2 separate regions of the Homo sapiens genome follow, and region 2 is linked to region 1. The links are chromatin contacts, found by Hi-C or POLR2A ChIA-PET in ENCODE. All regions are on one chromosome and are shown on one strand. The core of a region is the stretch at or near the end of the contact, and the rest is flanking DNA. Distances in the headings are between cores, read along the strand shown.

What was found. Hi-C counts contacts between places; a loop is a spot of excess contacts on that map. ChIA-PET counts read pairs that join two places held with the same protein, here RNA polymerase II (POLR2A). Pooled maps may share reads with other maps.
Region 2: a loop to region 1 is called in a map of posterior cingulate gyrus, with 14 times the contacts of the local background. The contact joins two enhancer-like sites. A Hi-C loop is called at or near these places in 42 of 168 maps with a recorded cell type or tissue (A673, CD4-positive, alpha-beta T cell, CD4-positive, alpha-beta memory T cell and 27 more), 37 of 37 single-sample maps with no recorded cell type and 41 of 50 pooled maps. POLR2A ChIA-PET finds 5 or more read pairs at or near these places in 1 of 52 experiments (SK-N-SH).

Annotation. Positions count from the first base shown.
Region 1 is chr1:179,707,985-179,711,058 of GRCh38, reverse strand. The region is part of intron 2 of LOC105371635 (a long non-coding RNA gene); the gene reads left to right. Among named protein-coding and RNA genes, the nearest start is that of FAM163A, 34 kb to the left of the region's middle. RefSeq lists an enhancer at 1,218-1,287. Within about 2 kb of position 1,418, at least 3 of the 41 ENCODE cell types and tissues checked have a DNase peak (open chromatin) inside an H3K27ac peak, as active enhancers do.
Region 2 is chr1:180,172,577-180,175,650 of GRCh38, reverse strand. QSOX1 (quiescin sulfhydryl oxidase 1) reads right to left here. Exons shown (of 12, transcript NM_002826.5): 3 at 285-330. Among named protein-coding and RNA genes, the nearest start is that of QSOX1, 19 kb to the right of the region's middle. Within about 2 kb of position 1,495, at least 17 of the 41 ENCODE cell types and tissues checked have a DNase peak (open chromatin) inside an H3K27ac peak, as active enhancers do.

The sequences.
Region 1 (3,074 bases), core at 169-2,668:
ATAATTTCAGACTCTAAAATGTGGAATGGGTCAGTGTCACCTAGCAAGGTCCTTGGGTGGGTTGTGATAGGGGAGGGCAGGGCAGGGGGACTTTGTGGCCACTCATGGGGCAGAACCAAATAATGGTCAGAGGGAAAAGAGCTGAAAATGAAAATTGGAGAATGTTGAGGATCAGTATGGCTCACTTCCCAGTTTTGCCAGGCCAGCTCTGCCTGACGAGATCTGCCAGGTCTATCTATGATTTTCCTCTAGAATGTTGGGTGTCATCCAAGGTGTCCTGAGTTCTAGCATCTGGTCATTTTTTACAAGAAGAAAGAACAAGCTCTTGCTGTGGGCATTTAGTTAATGCCAGGGCCGACTTTTTACCCCTCTATGCCTGGTCACAGTTGCACTAGGGAGCTACCCTCTTTAGTAAAGGATGAGCTCTTTTAGTCAATTTAATACCCTGGAGACAGGAGGTGACACAGCCTGTGTCAAACAGGCCCCCAGTAAATTTTCATTGAATTAGAAAATGACAGCTCTGTAATTTGGTGACTAGGGACATGCTGGAGGCCCACCTGGAATGAAAGGGGAAAGGGAGAAGAGAAAAGGGCATTGCAAACCATGCTCCCCTCAAGATACTTCTTTCTCCATTTTCTATTGTGTGTGTTTTAGCCATGTTAATACTACACCTCTGTAACCTGCCCTAGACTTTTCCAGCTAGCAATTGCATATTAAGATGGTATTAGGCTGGTGCAAAAGTAATTGAGGTTTTTGTCATTGAAAGTAATAGCAAAAACCGCAATTACTTTTGCACCAACATAATAATATCTTTAATCAGTAATTCCAGACCCTAATAGTGCAGAAATAAGGTGGGTCAAAAATTTACACAAGGCTGTTGAGTAAACATTATTATCCCAGCTGTAATGATTTTTTTTTTTCTCCTGGGACTTTCCAGGGGAAATGATTTTCAGCAGCAAATCTGCTTCTCTGCTCCACCTTCCTGTTGGCGTCAATGGAGACTGACGCCAACAAGCTTCCTGCGCTTTAATTCATCTCTGCTGAGCTACTGCATTGGGGTCATAGAGAGGTTACAGCAGATGTTCTTCTCACTGCTCCTGCTTAACATTCACTTTGGTTTTCTCTTGGGGGTTACCAAAGTAGGAAATAACCTGGGGGGAGATGATAGGATATAAGGGCTTGTGGCCCTTGCGGTGATTCTGGGCAGTCAGGCCCAATTCTTTTTCATTTTATCAATCAGGCAAGAACCTCAAGCTCATTGCCTGGTCCTCCTAGGTAGCATTATCTTGTTTATCCTTGTATTCTTGGAGGTCAGCACAGGAACTGGCACATAGAAAATACACACTTTTTTGTTGTTAAATAGAGGGCAATACTGAGGGTGTGGGGAATGTGGCAATTGCCTGGGCAGAGAGCTGTGGACAGTTCTGTGCCTTGAACCAGACTGTCCCACAACAAAAGGACCACTCCAGCTGAGGTGTGAGCACATTCTCCACCTCTGCCCGTAATCTCCTCTCCAGGCTGTGCACTCTCAGTTTGTTCAGATATTTATCGTAAGTTGAAACAGAGGGAATATATAATGCAATGGAAAGGAGCAAAAGCCTTTGAAATCATTCATTCACAATAAACAAACAATTATTGTGTACAGAGGTGCTATTGTTCTAGCCTCTTGGGATATGATAATGCACGAAATGGACAAAAATACCTGCCCGGTGGAGTTTAGATTCTGGTTGGTGGAGACCTACAGTTCACAATAAAAAGAATGAGTCATGTTAGAAGTCAGGTGCTATGGAAAAAAGTGGAGCAGGATTAGGGGCATTGGGAGCACAGCGTTGAGAAGTCATTTTAGAAATTACCTCTTTGAGAAGACGCAGATGCTGGAGGAAGAACAGCCAAGGCAAGAGCCCAAAGTGAGGAGCTATGCACTGGAAGAAAGTGAGGAGGCCAGTGTGGGGGAGTGCAGTGAATAAGGGGGAGATCATGGGAGATGAGGTCAAGGAGGTAACGGGGGGCATATGTAGAGCTGGTGGATATGCCTGGCAGATTTAGCAGATAAAAATTTGCAATCTCAGCTAAATTTGAATTTCAGATAATAATTTTAAAAATACAGATATGCCTCAAATATTGCATGAAACCATACTTAAACTAGAAAGTTATTAGCTGTTTACCTGAAATCCGTATTTAACTGGGCATCCTGCATTGTCTTTGGCAACACCGCTGTGGACCATTGTAAGGACTCTGAGTAAGACTGGGAGCCCTCAGGGGGCCTTGGGCAGAGGAGGGATGCCAGCTGCCTTGGAGCTTGAAAGGGCCCCTCTGGCTGCTTTGTGGAGAGCAGAGTGAGAGAGCACTGTGGACAGCAGGGAAGCCAGACAAGGCTGCGAAGTGGTCCAGGCTCAGTACAGTAACTCTGACCTGGTGGTGGAGGTAGGGTTGGTGAGAAGCCGGCAGATTCCAGACACATTTTGGAAGCATAGCCAACAGGATTTCCTATAGATGTAGATGGTAGTTAAAGCCAGGAGACTGGGGGAATTCCCAAGAGAATGAGGCCTGGTGCCCTGCAGCATTAAGAGGCCAGGAAAAAGAGGAGGAGGCACAAAAGATGCTAAGGCTTTGACCAATGAGTACGAGGAAACCCTAGAGAATGAGATGTGCTGGGAGGACAGAAAGTGTCAGGGAGGAGGATTGTCAAGTGTATCAAATGCTACTGATAAGTCAGATGGGATGACTGAGGGCTGACTAGTGGATTCAGCATGGAGTTGCTGGAGACCTTGACAGGAGCAGTTTTGGTGGAGTGGTGTAGGTGGAACTGGAATTGGTTTAATAGGTAATCGGAGAAGTATAAGAAGATAATATGGGCAACTCTTTGGCGAAATCTGACTTATTTAAGGTCCTACCACTTACTAGCGTGATTCTTGGTAAATAATTTTCTGATCCTCAAGTTTTTCCTCTTGTAAAAAAAAGAATAGTAACAAGGATGCTGTAAATATTAAATATGTAAAAGTTTTGGCATATAATGAGCATTTAGTAATTGGATATTAAGATTATTGTAATACAATATTAATTTCTGACATGAT
Region 2 (3,074 bases), core at 246-2,745, 460 kb before region 1:
CGCCAACCCCATTGTGACAGAAGAGCTCTTCTGGGAACATGGTGCCCCTGCCCCGACCCTAGGGCCCTGGATATGTCCAACCTGAAGGGCTTCTTCATCCTGCCTTTCCCTAAAGCTGACTGGGAGGATAGTTTTGGGAAGACACAAGTTAGGCTTCCCGTGGGGACCGCCTCACCCTCGACCCTGCCGACTGCCAGGGCTTTCTCCACCCCAATAGAAACCCAGGTGAAGAGGGAGGTTGGGGGAGGAAGATGCTAACAGGACAACCAGAGCTGGGCACCCACCTGGAAATACTGCTCCCGAGCCGTTCTTGGTAAAGGCCTTGAAGAACTGGAAGCAAACACACAGGTGGGCATCAGTAATAGATAGTGGCCAAGAGTGCAGCCACGCAGGCCTGCTCTGAAAATCTGCCTACTTATTCAATGCGGTGGCTGGGCAAATCACTTAATGTTGTTGAGCCTGTTTCTTTTTTCTTTCTTTCTTTTTTTTTTTTTGAGACAGAGTCTCGCTCTGTCGCTCAGGCTGGAGTGCAGTGGCGCGATCTCGGCTCACTGCAAGCTCTGCCTCCCAGGTTCAAGGGACTCTCCTGCCTCAGCTTCCCAGGTAGCTGGGACTACAGGCGCCCACCACCACACTCGACTAATTTTTTTTGTGTGTATTTTTAGTAGAGATGGGGTTTCACTGTGTTGGCAAGGCTGATCTCGAACTCCTGACCTGTGATCTGCCCGCCTCAGCCTCCCAAAGTGTCAGGATTATAGGCGCCTGGCCGAGCCTGTTTCTTCATCTGTAAAATGGTGAATTGGGGGGAGTTGGGGGGAGGTTGCTCTAGGAGCTGGACACTGGCTCCCTCCCCTGTTACCCTCCCACACCCCTCAGAAGCATCCATGGATCCTGTGGGCAGCAGTTCATACACTTTCCTCCTCGAGGGCCATTTCTATGCAGCACAGTACCTAGCATGTAATTACTAACCAATATTTATCGAATGGATGAGTGATGAAGTACCACTGCTGTTTTCCTTTGCAGACTCATCTGAAAACATGAAGTGCAGGCACTTCCTACGTCCCTTGGGAAATGTCAGCTTGCTTCTATGTCAATGTGCCCTTGCTCCTTACTTGGGAAAAGGGGCTTACAGGCTGCTGTCTCTGTCCACTAAGTCCCAGCCCAGCACAGCAGACACAGTCAAGGAAGGGGTCTCCAGAACAGGTTCTCTTGAAGCGGGGACCTGAGTCCCTGGGGAAACATGCCTTGCTACAGACTAGCTGATTTAACTCACCACTTTGTCCTCTTTTCCCATGTACATGACACCCCAAGCCTAGTCTGTCACCTCCTTGGGGCAAGAGGACAGACCGAACAGAGCCTGACTCCTGGCAATCTGGGCTTCTGCCCAGGCGGCAAGACAGCTGCCAAGGCTTTTGCCTGCGCTCTTCCGATTCAGGAGGGAACACAGTTGAGTTGTCCTGGAAGCCGGCCACTGAACTGCCTAGGGGAGAGCCTGCAGGCTGGGAAGAGGCTTCTTCCTGTGGGACTCTAGCCTCGGGGCCACTTTTCACTACCTTGGACTTCTGCCTCCAACAGCCAAACACTGGTTTCCTTCTCCCTCCTTGGGATAGAGCTGTTTGGCCTTATCCCAAGCTGGCAGCTGAGAACAGGCCCCGGGCTCTGGCAGACCTCGTTCAAGGACTGGTTCTGCTTTGCTCTTGCTGTGTGACCTTGGGCAACGCATCAACTGCTCCGAACCTTTGTGTTCTCATCTTTGAAATGAGGATGACACCATCTACCTTGAAGACTTGTGAGGATTCCATGACCATACATCTAAAGTGCTTAGCATGGTACCTAGTGCATACATCAAGGAACTGGTACATGTTAACTGTACCATCATCACCCACCACCAGCATCCCCTTCCCTCCTTCATACCTTTTAAACACTAGGAACCATGATCAGCTAGGACTTGTTTGTTACAGACATTTGTAGGCAGAAAATCTGGAAGCCACCTGCTACCCTCTCCCACATGAGGAACAAAGGCTGCAGAGAAGCCACCTGTCTCTCCCCATCTGCAACCTTCTGCTCCCTGTGACCTCCCCCGGGCCCTTACTCCTGCTCACTGCTTTACTCTCTCTTTTCAAAACATTAATATAAACTTTTATTGTGGATGAAAACCATCCACTTATACATACCACACATATTTAAATAGCGTTCTTTACAGTTATTTAATTTTATTGGCCTATTAAAATTATGTTATCCTAATACTTAAGAAAATGATCATAAATTTCCTTGATTAGGAGATCGTATTGATAATGTAAGTTACGGCATTTATGGACTGACACTTTTTCATGAACAAAATTGAAGATACATCTATTTGGGGTTTGGTTTGCCGACAAATAATAAACCAGGTCAGGTGCAGTGGCTCGCACCTGTAATCCCAGCACTTTGGGAGACCTAGGAGGGAGGATCACTTGAACCCTGGAGTTCAAGACCACCCTAGGCAACACAGTGAGGCCCCATCTCTACAAAAAGTTAAAAATTAAAAATAAATAAAATTTAAAAACAAAAAAGAAACCCGAGGGTGATGTTGCGCTGCAGTTATTCATGGTGATGGTGCTCTTGTTTATTTACAGACAGGTTACACTTTGACTGGTTTCTACATATATGAGAACAACACTGACATCATGAAGCCTTGAGATGGGTGGCTTTCCCACAGCTACAGCTGTTATTTTCACCTCTGAAAAGTAATATGGTCATTTTTTTGTCATCAACCATCAGGTCACCCACATCTGAGCAGGTGCCCATATTAAAAGAGGCTTGCATTACTTCTACCAAAAGGCAGCCTCTCCAGGACGGGTGCAGTGGCTCATGCCGGTAATCCCAGCACTTTGGGAGGCCGAGGTGGGCGGATCACTTGAGGTCAGGAGTTTGAGACCAGCCTGGCCAACAGGGTAAAACCCCGTCTCTACTAAAAATATAAAAATTAGCCAAATTTGGTGACATGCACCTGTATCCCAACTACTCAGGAGACTGAGGCAGGAGAATTGCTTGAACCTGGGAGGTGGAGGTTACAGTGAGCCGAGATCATGCCA